Regions from separate parts of the Mus musculus genome. Here region 1 is linked to region 2. The links are chromatin loops, found by intact Hi-C in ENCODE. Cell type or tissue: left cerebral cortex. All regions are shown on one strand.

The links. Hi-C counts contacts between places; a loop is a spot of excess contacts. Peaks named below come from ENCODE experiments on the same cell type or tissue, not always from the same donor. Only the 100,000 strongest peaks of a DNase experiment are listed, where the experiment ranks them.
Region 1: it touches region 2 in a loop (2.6-fold over the local background); 5 of 42 quality-filtered maps call a loop at or near these places.

Annotation. Positions count from the first base shown.
Region 1 is chr1:21,098,084-21,106,083 of GRCm38, forward strand. No RefSeq gene overlaps it. Among named protein-coding and RNA genes, the nearest start is that of Tram2, 23 kb to the left of the region's middle. In left cerebral cortex, a CTCF peak has its summit at 3,348 (motif pointing left); DNase peaks (open chromatin) are centred at 3,324 and 3,765.
Region 2 is chr1:20,948,015-20,956,014 of GRCm38, forward strand. It overlaps Efhc1 (EF-hand domain (C-terminal) containing 1), which reads left to right and starts at 3,612. Exons shown (of 11, transcript NM_027974.1): 1 at 3,612-3,782; 2 at 7,321-7,542. The coding sequence starts at 3,720. The region is part of intron 1 of Gm51618 (a long non-coding RNA gene); the gene reads right to left. In left cerebral cortex, a CTCF peak has its summit at 3,487; a DNase peak (open chromatin) is centred at 3,541; H3K4me3 peaks cover 1,176 bases; H3K27ac peaks cover 1,021 bases.

The DNA.
Region 1 (8,000 bases), 150 kb after region 2:
ATTCTATCTAAAATTGAAAGAATTCTCTCTCTGTGTTAGTAACTTAGTTTCTGTCTGTCTGTCTGTCTGTCTCTCTCCCTCTCTTTCTCTCTCTCTCTCTCCCTCCCCTCTCTCATTCTTCCCATGCATGTAATTGTGTTCCACAGTCTGGAAGTGTAGAATGCTCTACTACACTGAAAATAAGTGGCTTGCTATGCAAAACACAGGCAACGCTTGCAAGCATAACTTGAAGCCAAAAATCCAGACACACACGAGTACTGGACAATCCCATTTATGCCAACTCAAAACCAGATAAACCCAATCTGAGACATTAGAGGTCAGGAGAGAAGCTCCTTTGCTGGCCAGTGCTTGGAAGGGGCTGGCGGGTTCAGAGGGTGCGGTGGATGTCCTCATTCTCTGTCTGGTCACTGCTTACGTTGATATAGGCATTCTGAATATTGATTATCTGGGTCATTCTGCAACTGTTCACATGAAGGAAGGAAGGCAGGAAATAGGGAAGACAGGCAGGCAGGCCGGTGACAACCAGAATAGAGTCTTGTGAAACTGGCTGGCATTTACAGGAAAAGTGAATGCCTGTGTGCCAACCTAGAATGTAGTCTGCAATTGGTGAGGCACAGCGATTACTTGATTCCTAAAGCTCATTGGTCATCCACTCTAGCCTAATTTGTAAGTGACACTGAATTTGAGTGGCCCTGACTCCAATAGTTAGAACAAAATAGTGTACCCTCATGTACATGTGCATATACACACATGAACACGTGCGTACACCACAGTATAACACATATAAGCTAAATGCCTGCTGCCCTAGGCTGCCATGCCCAGTTGGGTGGCTTTAAAGGTGTATGTCACAGGTAGTTGTGGGGACTACTAGTCTAAGGTCAAGATGTGTCTGCAAGACTCTGCTGGCTCGGAGGGGGAGGGGGTGCTGAGAAACATCTTTTCTATGACTGGATCGTAGTTTCTGTAGCTTTAGATGCTTGCTGGCTTTGCACCCTGTACCTCTAGAGCATGGCTCTGCCTGGGTCTCCACAGAAACTTCACTCAGAACATGACTGAATATCCAATTTTTTTTCCTTTTAAGAAGGACACCAATGGTATCTCACTCCAGTGACTCCATTTTTAACTCCATTACATTTGCAAAGGTTCTGTTTCCAAACGAGATCACCCCGAATGGTACCAGGGATTAAAAAATCCATCACACATTTTAGCCACAAAACTCAGAAGTACTAGTGCTGAGACAAATGCCTCCGGGCCGTCTAGAACAGTCCAACTCCACGCCTTGTTTGCTTGAGGATCCCAGCTGAAACCCAAACACTGAGCGGCTGGGTATGAACTCATAATCTGTAGTGTGTACACAGTGATCCCTGCTCCCAGGCACAGTTGGAATTATTGCCTTATGTGAGACTTCATGGTATCAGAAGTAAGAAGGCAGGCTCTGGGCCAGACTGCCCCGTGTGGGCATGAAATGTCACTTCCCTCTGTGACTGGCTGCGTGGCCCTCAACTTGTGTGTCTTAGTTTCCTAATATGTGAAACTAGGATGTAGGGCATAGTCACAATGCACTAGTACCAATGGCGGCCTGCAGCAAGGTTAACGTTTGATAAATACTAGTCACACAGGTACAAAAGGCAGTCAGTGCCGTGGGCATTTTATAGATGGAGAAGTTGAGGTATACACAATGATGTCACATTACATCTACAACTGCAATCCAGACCCTCTGTCTGCGTCGTCTCTCATTGCTTGCTGTCACTGTCATGCATTAATTAAGAAGACTCTACTGCTGCGTGTTGATACCCACAGGAAATAGGGCTGGCCCTATGCTAAGTCCACATACAATATCTCACTCAATCCTCATAATAGTGCATGAAGTAGTTTAAAAAAACCTAATTATCCTCATCATTATTAGGTTTTGTTGCTTGTTTGTTTTTGAAAAAAAAAATCTGGCTAAGTACACACACACACACACACACACACACAATACACATTTTTTTTTCCTTCCCAGAACTGGTGATTAAGTCCGAGGTTTGTATGTTTGTCTATGTGTATGTATACGCATATAGTTGTCAGGGTGTTAGATCCTGAGCTGGAGTTACAGATCACTGTGCGTCCCTCAACATACTTTGGTATCCTGGAAGAACAGTGAACACTCTTAACTGCTGAGCTATCTCTACACACTCTGTTATGCCCATTTTAGGGAGGTGAATACCAAGACCTAATCAGAAGGCAGGGCCAGCAATATCTATTCAATCCCTGGAGCCCAAGTAAAGGTGAAAGGAGGAAATCTATTCCGTAAAGTTGTCTTCTGATCTCCACACACATGCTGTGGTATGGGTGTCCACATATGCACATCCTGAAAACACACACACATGCACACACTTGCATACCCATATGCACACTTACCCACAAATACATACACACACATACACACATATACATGTATGAACACACACATGCACACACACATAGACACATACATACATATATACACATATGCATACACACATACACACCTTAAAACAATATAGAAGGCAAAGTGGGCCGTTCTGCTAGTAAGAGGCAGCCAGAACCTGAGTGAAATCTTTACAGCCTCAGAGCCCAAGGTTTCAACCATTTATTTTCAGTGGCCTCTAAAATTAAAAAAAAAAAAAAAAAAAAAAAAAAAAAGGCTATCAAGATAGTGGCTACTTTATAAACAGTGTCGAGCTGAGCTGCCAGGACAAACTGGGTGACATTTGTGAGCTCCTCAGGGTCAAAAAGTAGTCCTCGTTATCCCTCATCTCTCCTTCTGCATCAGGCACTAGACCCCCACAGGTGACCATATGCTCCCATGGAAGGACCTTAAGAAGCCAGGCCCAGGAGAGGTAGATGCCAGGGGAATACTTGGTAGCCAAAGCCAAGGCTAGGGCTGGGGCCAGCGAGATTGTGATGGAGCTGAAGAAACAGAAGTAGTAGATGCCAAAACTCAGAGGGACGGAGTGTCTGATCACACAGGTTTGTGATGACTGGTGATTTTTCAGGAGGAAAAACTCAAGGTGAGAAGGTTGGCACTTCCCAAATGAGCCTCAAGTGCTGCTCCTGTTAGGGCCTTGGGTGGCTGCCTGCTTTAAGATCACAGCATAGGTCTGAGGGACACAGCCCTTTAGCAGGCATTGATTGCCTGGGCCATTCTGACTCTGACAAGCTCCCATGATCACACATGGTTGTGGCTGGCAGCTCAGACAGACACGACTGTTTTGGCTTCTGTCGTTTCTATTTTTCCTCTATCATCAGGCATAGACTCAAGGTCCTGAGCCTAATTGGAATTGGTGGCCAACCCAAGTGCCTGCTGGCGCCCTCTGGTGGAAGAGCAAAGGCTAAAAACACCATCTGGCCCAGAAGGAAAAGATAAGGTAGGGCCTGGGATAGAGGGAGCTAAGTGGATCTTCCCAGCTGACTTTAAAGAGCTATGGTTGCGAGTCTTCCTGCTGTCCTCCATAGGTAAATGATTTACTGTGACTTAAAGGTCAGCAAACACAACAGCTCTGACTCTCAAACGGACTTTGATGATGGATGCAGAAAGGTTTTTCTGTTTTGTTTTGTTTTTTTAACCTTGGCTCCCTTTGGAGGCCCCTCGGCCCTCAGGAGACTTAGAAGGTCATTCGTTCAGAGCTTTCCCAGACAGAACTCAGGGCTGTGACTTGAGCAGGAGGTGTTTACTCCCACACACTTGGGATTTGTATTGCTAGGAGGTGTGAAAGCTGTGTACAAATCTTGCATAGCAGTGCTGCCTTGGGGCGGGCAGCGGCACAGGAAGGGGCTCCAAGCGCCTGGCTTCTTTCACGCTTAGCTGCACAGGAAGCCTCTGGGACCTTGTGATGAGAGGGTCTGGGTAGGACCTGGGGTCGTTCCAACTCTCACGAGGACTGCGCTGGAACGTAAACCTCTTCTCTTCCTATAAACCACACACCTTCCTTATAGCTTTCTGACCTACGAGTCAGGAAAAACCCCAAAAGCTGGAACCTGCATTTCCTGGAAATGGCTTACATGATCTCAAGCAACAAGGAAGGGATGTCCCACAAAGAACTTTCTCATTGAGGGCTGGTAAGATAACTGCACGGGGGAAAGGAATTTTTGTGAGCCAAGTCTGACCACCTAAATTTTATTCCTCTAACCCACATGGTGGAAGGAGATAACTGGCTCCTGAAAGTTGTTCTCTGATTTCTCTGTGGGAACCCTGGCGACACACACACACAGTCACACCCCAAATAAATAAATAAGTGTAAAACAACAAAACCAAAGAACTCTCACTGATATTGCCTCCACGTCCCCCTCCCAAGGCAATTTTATCAAATAAGCACTACTCTTTTTTTCCTTCAAAATACAGTCTTAAAAATAGTTTTGATAGACAGGCGTGCTTGAGAATAGTTTAAAGCAGGGCTAAAAAAGCAATTGTACTATCCCTTTGTGTTATTTCATATTTTTAAATTTTTATGCAGATTAACCTATACTGTTTCTTATTTCTCTTAAAGTGTACACTTGAAACATCCTGTGCTGTTGATGTTCACCCTTTCTTTTCCCTGGGGCTAGCTGACCCAGATGGAGTTTATAAAACCTAAGGGTTAGGACTGTAGACATAGGCACCTGGTGCTAAGAGGATGCTGGCAAAGGGTACTAAGTCTGTTTGGCACTAAAGGGCGGTAGAGAAGGCCAGTGAGGGGCACGCAGTCTCTGCCTTTGGGTCACGCTGACTGCTTGCTGGCCAGAGGCCTGATTTATTTTGGTTTCTTTGTCTGGGAGCATAACCAATTTGCACAAGTAGTTATCTGACATCTTGATGCACGTTTACAGATCGATGAGTAGATGACCCAAGTCAATGCTCCACGGTTTTGTGCGTTTTATAGATGGGAGAGGAAGCCTGGACAAGGTAATGACAGTCATGGAAATGAGAAGTTCATGACTCAGTTTCCCACTGCGTGGGACTTCCTAGAAATAAGACATCATCAATCTTTGGAAGTGCCTGGGCACCGTGCCTTTGGGTAAACAAACTCCTCTTTTATCAGATTTTATGATTTTGTATACAGTAAGTACTTGATAACTTTTTTTTCTAGGAGAGCTTACAGATGACGCTGCTCAGCTGGCTGTGGAGGGGGTGTTGCTTCTTGGCTGGTGTGTGTGTGTGTGTGTGTGTGTGTGTGTGTGTGTGTGTGTGTGTGTGTGTAACTTTGTGCATGTGCATGTGGCACTCTCTGCCCATGGTCTAGGGACTTTTCCCCTAGGCAGAAGGATAAAGAATACATCCCTCGTAGCCTAGGAAACAGGCTTTGAGAGTGAGTTACCTGGGTTTCAAGGCGTGGCTATAATTTTTTTTCTAAAACAGCATCTCATTATTTAGCCCAGGCTGGCCCCAGACTTGCAATCCTCCTGCTTCAGCCTTCTGACTGCTGAGATTACAGGCATATGTGACCATGCCTAGCTTCAATTTTTAGATGAGTTTTGTGATATTCTTTTTTAATTTTTTCCTCCCACAATAGTCTAAGCATACAGCACAGAGCCGTGTTGGGACATCACCATTTCTACAGGAAGCAGTAAGATTTTTCAGGAGGTTTGGCAAAATAGAAACTCACACTTCCTTGTTAGGCATACTAAAAGAAAACCGAAGAGATATGGTTTGAGGTGATTAAAACAGCAAAAGAGAAGGAGGGTTGGGAAATGGGCAACTCTGAAAGTGGCAAAATTCTGTTTAATTGAAGCATCTACGAATAGATTCAAGCACTTGATATCCAATATTTGAGGCACCAGGACTCAAGGAGAGTGCCTTCCATGGTTCCCTTCACCCACTGTGGGGGAATGAAACACACACCCCTTGTGTCTCAACCTTGGCCAGGCTGTCTGCTGAGTTCTTTCAGTTCCTGTCAACCCCTACCCTTCCACACTCTGGCCCACCAAGGTAAATACCAGCAGCATTTGTTCCTCGTGTTCCCTACCTGCATCCTGCTGGACTCTTATTCCCTCTAGCGCTTTGCTCCAGGGGTCCAGGATTCTCACGGCTTCCTTTTATGAACAAAAGAGGACTAAATAACTGATGATGACCTAGAGTGTTAGTCTGGCTCTGCTCCAGGCCAAAGCACGACAGACGTGTGTCTCCAAAGGCTAGATCCACTTCAGGGCTAAGGTGCCTGTGACGCTGAGGACGTCACAGGTGTTCCCTTAGCTCCAACAGGCCCCCTTCTTGGCTACTGTACCCTGGCATCTTCTCTCACCATCTCACCCAGAGTTACCAACTTTTGTCTTTAATTTTAAAAAATGTATGAAGCAAAGTTGAAGTTTGTTGAGAATAGGGTTGATGCCTATCTGTTTGTTTGTTTGTTTGATTGATTGATTGACTGATTGATTTGATTTGATTGATTGAGAGACCAAACTGGCCTTAGACTTGCTACATAGCCCATGATGGTCTTACAGTCAGCAATACTCAGTCTTTGCCTTTGTGAATAGTGGGCATGATGGTTTGTATATGCTGGGTCCATGGAGTGGCACTATTAGAAGGTGTGGCCTTGCTGGAGTGGGTGTGGCCTTGTTGGAGTAGGTGTGCCACTGTGGGTGTGGGCTTAAGACCCTCATCTTAGCTGCCTAGAAGTCACTCTTCCACTAGCAGCCTTCAGATGAAGATGTAGAAGTCTCAGTTCTGCCTGCACCATGCCTGCTTGTATGCTGCTAATGCCGCCACCTTGATGATAATGGACTGAACCTCTGAGCCTGTAAGCCAGCCCCAATTAAATGTTTTACTTTATAAGAGTTGTCATGGTCATAGTTTCTGTTCACATCAGTAAAACCCTAGCTAAGACAGTGGGATTATAGATAGGTGCTCCCATACCTGTCTAAGAATAGCTTTTGAGGTTCTTTGAGAAAAGACCTCATGTAGCCCAGGGTAGCCTAGCATGTAGTTGTGGGTGACATTTTGTTCTCTTACCTCCGTTTCCCAAGTGCTGGGATCATATTCATATGCCATTATACCCAACAAATGTTTTTAATATAAACATTTTTTATTCATGTGTGTGTGTGTGTGTGTGTGTGTGTGTGTGTGTGTGTGTGCATGTACAGCTAAGTGTCCAGGCTAGCCAGAGGACAGCTTTGAAACTCTGGCATTGCAGTTATGTGTGGTTGTGAGTCACTAATCTGGATGCTGGGAACTGAACTCCAGTCCTCCTCTTGCAGTTAAATGCTCTTACCTGCTGAGCAATATCTCTAGCCCCAGGTTTTACATTCTTTTTGTCAGTATATCTTCATTGTACATAAAAATAATTTCCATAAAGACATTTTCATATCATACAAGTATAGCAGTTACCTTGACTACATGTGTATAAACAATTTTAAGTATTTATAGACATGAGAGACATGTCATCTTTCCTTCCTTCCTTCTTTCCTTCCTTCCTTCCTTCCTTCCTTCCTTCCTTCCTTCCCTTTTTTCCCTGAGACAAGGTTTCCTCATATAACTTAGGCTAGCCTCAGACTTGCTTTGTAGCCCAGACTAGTCCTATCTCAGCGTCCAGAATGCCGGGATTAAAGGCAAGCACTGCCATACCTAGCTAACATTTGTCTTTGTGAATCTGACTTATTTAGCTTTATGTGATAATCTCACGTTGTACCTATTTTCCTGCAAACAGCATAATTTTGTTCTTCTTCATGGCCAGTTGATACGCCACTATGAATATACACCATTTCTTCCTCTATTCATCTGTTAACAGACATCTAGGTTGATTCCACGAATATTCCATTATTGTGTATAATGCCACAATAAATGTGGATGTGCAAGTCTCTCTGGTGTGTTGACTCAGACACTTCAAGAATATGTATATATTCTAGAGTGGTATAGCTGGGTTATGTGCTGATTCTATGTTTATTTCTTTGAGGAGCTTTCCTACTGCTTTCCATAGTGGCTGGATCAGAAGCATATAGATTTTTTCGGATTTATTTGTATATTTACATGTATGAGTGTTTCCTGGCATGTAAATATGTACACAGGT
Region 2 (8,000 bases):
AACGCAAGGCCATGTCATGCTCCCAAAACAGCATTCCATAGCTCCCAAACCCTTCCTCCAGTTTTTACCATTTTTTTCCCATCTTATTTGCTGTTGTTTGGTTTTGGTTTGGTTTGGTTTTTTGAGACAGACTCTCACTGTTTAGCTCAGTTCAGCCTTAAAGTTGCTGCACTCTCCAAAGTACTGGATCCTAGCACTATGATCCTAATGTTCGAGCACACACCAGAGAGAACAGAGAATTCTGTTGTGACTCCAGTTTCTGAAGGCTGGGATAATCTAAGAATGTGGTGTCTGCATCTACTATGTATTAATGTGCTACATACTACTAGTCCTTAAAAGTTGAAGAAGCAAGCAAAAGATACCTTGCTTCATAACAGCCCTTTCTTATAATAACTACTCACAACTCGCTCACCAGACAAAGGCAGCTGCCCCATGACCTAGTCACCTCAAAGACAAAACCTTCTCTCCGCGCCATGATCACTATCACCATAGCAATTACATCTCAACATAAGCACCACAGTGGACAGACCACATTCAAATCACGGCAGAGACTCGACCTGGCATGTCCTCTTTCCAAATGGATAGCAATTTTTAAAGGCCACAGACCAAGGAAGTTGTCTCTACCTATGCCCTTCTGTGGTACAAAAGTAAACTAAAAGACACTCCGCTGACCATTTGACTAGTAGGGTTTACTCTAAAAGTACACGAACAGAAGCCACTCCTCAAACACAAACTGATTCCTCCAGAGCAGTGGGCTCAGGTGTGACTGACCCTTCCAGTCCCACAAGCTCCCTCCTTTGCACCAGGGAAGGTGGACCCAGAGCAGCCAGACTGTTCAGCCATAGTCTCCCAAGCCTGTTTATGTGCCCTGGGGTTTAGGAGAACTGATATGAATGGAGAGATCGTGGGCCTGCAAGAGTACAAGCCTATCATGGTGAGTCACTCATCACTGATGCTGGATACCCAGCAGCTTTGAGGTACTGAGGAGCGGGGAGCTGATGGGCTGAGATGTTCATCATGACTACTCCCAGTCGCCATCCTCGTCACTGGCTTGGGGACGGTGCAATGGTGGGAACTTTTTAAAATTTTCAGCAACTGCTGTGATGCTAGTCAATTCATTGAAAGTTTTAATTAAATAGACAAATCTCTGTAAGTCTGGGCTTCGTGGAGAATTTCAGGAGGTCAGCAAGAAATACATAATGAAATGCTGTCTTAAAAGAAGAAAAGAAGGTAAAGGAGAAGGAGGAGGAGGAGGAAGACATGAATGAACAATAGTAGAGAGAAAGGAAGAAGTACAGGAAAAGAATTTTGTGAGTTAAGCATAGCCTTCTCCAGTAACATCTTTAGCTGTTACTTACTGCATTCTCACCCTGGCCCCTGAAGCTTCATGCCAGTTAGTGAAACCCACAGGATGATTTGCTGTGATAAGCAGCCATAAAGGCAAAGCAGATATGGTATCTATTCTTGCTTGTCAACCTGACACTATCTGGGATTCGCTAAACCCCAAGTGGCTGGATATACTTGTAAGAGATTTTTCTTAATGAAATAATTTGGAGTCAGAAGACGCACCCTTAAGATCTCGTGAGGTGGGAAGATCCACCTTTAATCTGGGCCACACCTTCTGCTTGCAGCCTATATAAAGGATGTGGAAGGAGGAGGCTGGCTCTCTCTTTGCCTGCTTGCTCTGACTAGCAAGTCCCTTCCTTCACTGACATTAGAGTCTACTTCTTTGGGACTCTGGCATATACTGAAGACATCCAGCTGAGACATCCAGCCTTGTGTACTGAACAACTACTGAATTCTTGGACCCTTGGTTGATAGACAGCTGTTGGACTAGCTGGATGACAGCCTGTAAGGCACTCTAATAAACCAAAATCCAGTGTGTTCATGTGTGTATGGTGTGTCCATGTGTGGTGTGTTTGTGTGTGTGTGTGTGTGTGTGTGTGTGTGTGTGTGTTTGTAGTGATAGGTACAGTAAAGCATTTATGTCTGGCTTTAAATGAAAGGTATGGTAAAACCTTTATGTCTGGATTTAATTGAAATGTTTCAGCAAAGTCTTCGCTATGTTTGGGTCAATTAGTAGAAGCTAAAAATTATTTTGAGACTGTTTGAAACCTGAGGAAATGTCGTCTCTCTCTAGAGAATCTGCACTTGGTCCTATGTGAGAGCTTGCAGCTGTACCAACCTTGGTTTTAAGGTGCTCCTAGCAAACCTGGAGTTCTTACTTTTGATTATAGCTAGCAGTGATCAAAAGGCTCGTCTGCTCTCATGGGCAGCAAAGGCAAGATAACTTTGGTAGCTAGAACCTTCCCAGCCCCAATTAAGCTTGTATAATATTTGAACAAAGTCACTGGAGTGAGCTAGCGGGATGCCAGCCTTTTCCAAGAAGGATGAACCCTCTTGCCCCTTCAGAAAATGAAGGCTTAGCATCTTGGTAAGCTTCTCTATTTACTTCGGCACCTACAGCCAACATCAATCAATGTGTTTATTCATTCCATCAGTTCTGCTCCTCTAGGGAACCCTGACTAATGCAGCTGCCATCTTAACTGGTGGCAGCAAATGACCCATGATACTCTCCCTCAGGCTTACTACTCTACCGTTTCTCTAAATTCCTAGGTCAGAAAACATGTTATAAAGACCAAACTCCTAGGAAATTTGAGACATAATGGAAAAAAATCTCTGGGCATCTTAGCTTCCCTTTTATTTCCCCATGCTGACAGACTCTTGGTTTCTTTCTTTTCCTGATGATCTTTCAGGAATGGGGTCACTTTTTTTTTAAAGGAAAAAAAAAAAGTTGTCCAGAAAATGCTATACTCTGCAGTACACATGACCCTGACAATATTTCACTCCCCTGAATTACTTCTTTCTCATGACTCGGTCTCTCTTTGAAGGTTCTCTCTTCCTCTGTGGTTCTTATGTATCACTGATGCTATAGCTATAAAGCAAGGACTAAGGTAGGCGTAGGCACTCTCCAGCTTTTCAGTCAACAGATACCCAGTAAAGTTCTGAGACCTCAGCACACAATCTATAGGAATCTACGGTGGAACAGATAGCTAAGAGGGGACCAGGAAGCCGTGGAAAGACTGGGGCTTCAAATCGGATCAAGTCTGAGCAACGAAAATGCAGTCGATTATAATCTAATCCACAGCCCTTGCCTCATAATTTGATGAGTCTGAAGTATTTAGCGCTTTCACTGGGGAGCAACCACTGTACATTGTGTCTGGACTAGGACAGCAGCTCTTTCCCCAGAGAAAGGGTGCCTGAGCTCTTGGGAGGACTAACGTGGAGCAAGGAACTTCTTTGTAACAACTGATCTAAAGGGACGTGGTCCAATCCCAGACCTCACTGCGCGAGCCAAGGCCTAAGAACATCCGCTTTCTTCAGCCCACCCCTAGGTTGCATCCTCTGGGAGCCAGGAAGTGGGGGCTGAGGAGAAAGGGAAAAGTATGGGAAAGAAAGGGGGCGGAGCCGCCTCTGCCACACCCATTAGCCACGTCCTGTGGCCACTAGAGTCAGTAGTGCTGTGCGCAGGCGCAGACCTGGCCTCCGCCTCCCTTTCCCCGCCCCCTAACATCCTCCCCTCCTCCCCGCCGCTCCTCCCCTCTCTCGACTAGTGTGTTTGGCGTTACCAGGGAGTCTGGAGAGGCCCGCGAGTGCAGTTTGTTGCCAGGGTAACCCGAGCGGCAAAAGGCAACCGAGGTGGCAGCTGCAGGGCAGCGATGGGGACCAACCCGGTGCACGGCCTGCCCTTTCTCCCGGGCTCGTCCTTTACAGACTCCACGGTGAGGGCCAGCCCGAAGGGTTCTCCACTTGGCTCGCCTCTGCGCTCCTTCATTCCGCAGGCTCCGTCGTCCTCGCGCATCCCAGCCTCTGCCGATTTTGCTTGGCCTCTTGGTAGTCCACTCACCCTCCTGGGTCCTCACCGTGGCCCTGTTCTTTCTTTACTGCCCCATCTACCTGCCTTCTGGCCCGATTACCCCAGGCTGTCTCCAGGCCTCTCCCCAGCTGCACTGTAACCCTACTCAGCGCCTTCATCCTCTCCTACCGTCTCTCCACAGCAGCCTCATTCTGGATTTGTCTCACCGCTTCTGAATCCTCAGGGTCACTGCCCTTCAACCCCTTTCCTCTATGTGTATGCATCTTTTCCACGTACTCCTTTCCTGACGGGTCCCCACCCCAGTCTCTGGCCTTTTGAGTTAAGGGTCACTTTTCTCTCCAGCTACAGCCTTCCCTAGAATTGAATCCCCCACCTCCCGCCGCCCCCACATGCTGGTTTTCTTGTAGTTTTTCTCTGTAAAGCATTCTTCCTCCTCTCCTTGTATTTCTTCCGTCTCAACCATAGGAATGAACCACTTAATGTTTCTCTTTCTGTAGCCCGTGTGTGTGTACTTACACACATGATTCATTTTCAGACTGTGTGTGTGTGTGGGGGGGGAGGTTGTTGTTTTATCTTGTCTGCAGCCTAGGCTGGCCTTGAACCTGAGAACCACCTGCCTCGGCCTGCAGACTGCTTGGATTAAAGACATGCCAACACACAGGGCTCCCGTTCAGATTGCATTTTACTCCTTTGCCCCAACTGTTTATAGTCATCATCTAGATGAAATTAAATATTAAATTAAATAAAGTCCAGGGTGGCGATGCACATTCGTAATCTCAGCTTTCAGGAAGCTGAGGCATACGGGTGGCCAATTTGAGTCTAGCCTGGGCTACATAGCTAGTCACTGTCTCCAAACGACAGCAGATCCAAACCAGACAGAACAGGAGCTTCGTGAAAAGGAAGTGGCTCAGAGGATAAAGCACTTGCTGCTCTCATAAGAGGAGTGGAGTTCAGATCCTTAATACCCAAGCAAGACGCTTAGCTAGACTGACCCTTACCTGATGCAGCCTACCCATGCCAACTTTGGTCTTTCATATGTATTTCCACATACATGCAAACAGGCATGTGCATATACACTCATATCCCCCCACACACACATGCTCAGAACAAACCACCCCAACAACAACAAACACGTCCTATCATATCAAAGCCAAGTGATAACAGTAATTTGGGTTCTTAGTTTCCTCCTAACATAGGTTAACTGTTTGTTCATTTCTTTCGACACCAGGTCTCAAGCAGTCCCAGTTGACTTCACACACTATATAGTCTGGGCTGATCTGGAACTGATCCTCTGGGCTCCTAAGTGTGGGGTTACAGGCAGGTCACCAAAGACAGATCTTTGTGTCAGACAAACACTCTAACAACAGAGCTACACTCCCAACCCTAACTCTCAAAAGCATTCGGCATTTAAAAAAATTATCAGAGTTACAGAAGTAATTCTGAAGAGTCAACATTAAGATTGGGTGACGATGACCATAGGTAAGCCAGTGGTCATTTGTATTTATACGGTTTAATGATTCAGACTCTTACATTTCTCTTTCCATTTCTTAAGGCAAATTATTTCATCTACTTGTTTTCTAGGGGACACAGATTTCAATTTTAGTTGAAAATGTGGTGAGACTCTCAGACTCTCTTCTAGTCTTGTATTAAGATGGTCATCTTTTAAAGCTACAAGCTCATTCAATGTGATTCCTGTTTGTTTGTTTGTTTGTTTGTTTGAGACAGGGTTTCTCTCTCTTTTCACCCGACTAGCCTGAAATTTGCTGTGTAACTTAGCCTATCCCCAGACTCACTATGATCTCTAGCCACCATTTCTCAAGGACTGGATTAAAAGAAGTCTGGCATATGGTGCCTGGCCAGCATCATAGATTTTCTGTTTTAATGAACTTTTAAATTTTTATATGATCTAAAACTTGTAGACATTGTCATATGCTGTGTAGCGTCAGCTAACACATTTGGTATCTGCAAGTGTGGATTATATGTGCATGTGTGTACAGGAATGCGCAGCTCGCATCAAAGCCCAGCAACAACAGAAGTTCAGGTGCTTGGTCGATACCCTCGAGGAAAGGCTCAATTGATTTGTGAGATTCTACAAGTGTGGGTAGGAGTGCCAGACTTTAAATATTTATATGGAAAGATGAAGTGTCTTGGACATACTTCAGTCCAGACCACTAGACCTTTTATGGTAGTAGAGACCATAAGAGAGGAGGGAAGGATAGGCTAGACTCCAAGGAAACTGAGAGATAGTCAAGTTATTCTCTCTATTCTTAATAAAAATAAAGTTTATGATTATTTGTAAATCATGTATGCATAACATGTTAACCATATTGCATGTGGACAATTTGAGAGTGACCCCACAAAGAACATAACCCCCCACTGAATTGCTATAACCTTAATTTTGCTTTCCTCCTTTATCTATTTTTTTCTATTTCTGATAACAAACAAATGCGTATTCATGCAGAAAAGGAACATAATCTAGAAACACTTAGTTCAGATGTTTACCAACTCCAGTTTGTATGCTTATAATTATAGTGTATTGATATAATTTTATACGATGCTTTTTTTTTCTTAATAAATGTAGATACTTTACCAGGCTGCTGCATGGTATTTAGAAGCATTTCAATTCTGGCATAACAATCCACTACGTGAAATTTCCATTGTTTCCTTTCTTCCTCATGTGTGCTGTTTAGATTGTTTTCAACATTTAAGAATCATAGGCACACACATATCTTTGTCACTATTATGGCACATATCTTTGTCAGCTTCAAGCATATTATTATTTCCCATAATTTGGGAATGTATTTTAAAAATCAATGTGTAAGGACAGGGTTGCTGGGAGTTCACATATATGCCGGCAAGCTGCTTTTCAAAGGCTTATATGAATGTATCAGTGTCAATATAATAAGAAGAGTTGTTGCTTCAGGTGAACTTCAGAAAAGGTCATGACTCATGATCTCCGGAGAAGAAAAACAAAATTAGCAAAAATAAAAATAGAATACAGATGAAGTGGTATGGTAGAGGCGAATCGGACATCACAGAGCAGGGCTGTTCTATTTTAACCTTAGATGGTTTCTACTTCCCTCCTTGCTCCTGACCCAAGTGCTTCAGTTTAAAAAACAAAGCTTTTTCATGCAGCAAAACATGTTGATGTACGTTTTGTGATGCTAAGAAGCCAACATTTGGAGCTGCAGAGGTGGCTCAGCATTTAAAAGCAAGATCTGCTCTTGCAGAGAACTCAAGTTCAATTCCCAGCACCCATAATGGGTGGCTCATGGCCACCTGACCATCCAGGAGATCTGAGGGCATCTGCACTCACACACACATCCACATAATTTTTTAAATGTACTCTTAAAGCAGAAGTTTAAGGTATGGTAGTTTAGGAAGTTAGTTGTTTTCCTTAAAGACTTATCTGAGGTCATTAACGGTATACACCTTTTCTTCAGAAAACAGCATTCCACCGAAGCCAGACACTCAACTACAGGAACGGCTATGCAGTTGTCCGACGTCCCACCATGGGGATAGGTGGAGACCGGCTCCACTACAACCAGCTGTCTCAGGCCGAGCTGGATGAACTGGCCAATAAGGCACCCATCTTAACTTACGGGCCACTCAAGCAAGCCCCACTTGCAGAGTTTGTTCCTGCGCATGTGGCTTTTGACAAAAAGGTATCATCTGGGATTTTAAGGGCACCCCTTGACTTCAGATCTGAGACTTGCCCCGTGTTACCAGGAGACCACCGGATTCCTCTCCGAGAAAATTGTTCAGATGCCTCAGCGTTTAGTCACAGACACCTAAACTGAGTCTTGCAGCAGGCTTTTCCTGGAATAGTTTCCAAACACAGTTCAAAGTTGCCTGAATTCTAAATCTCACATTTGGGATGTCTCAAGTTCTTCGCTCTGTTTCCCACCTACTCTACAACAGCGAGCCCTTAATCTCTATGGACTGAAAACATCTCCATCTGTTAGGGTTTTTTTTTTTTTAAGTTTTCATTCACTCACTCACTCACTCACTCACTCACTCACTCACTCACTCACTCATTCGCCCACCCTTTCCTTATTGGTCCTATTTAAATTTTAAACACTCTAGTGACTATTTTTCTCCAGTAAAGTTCACATGTCACAAA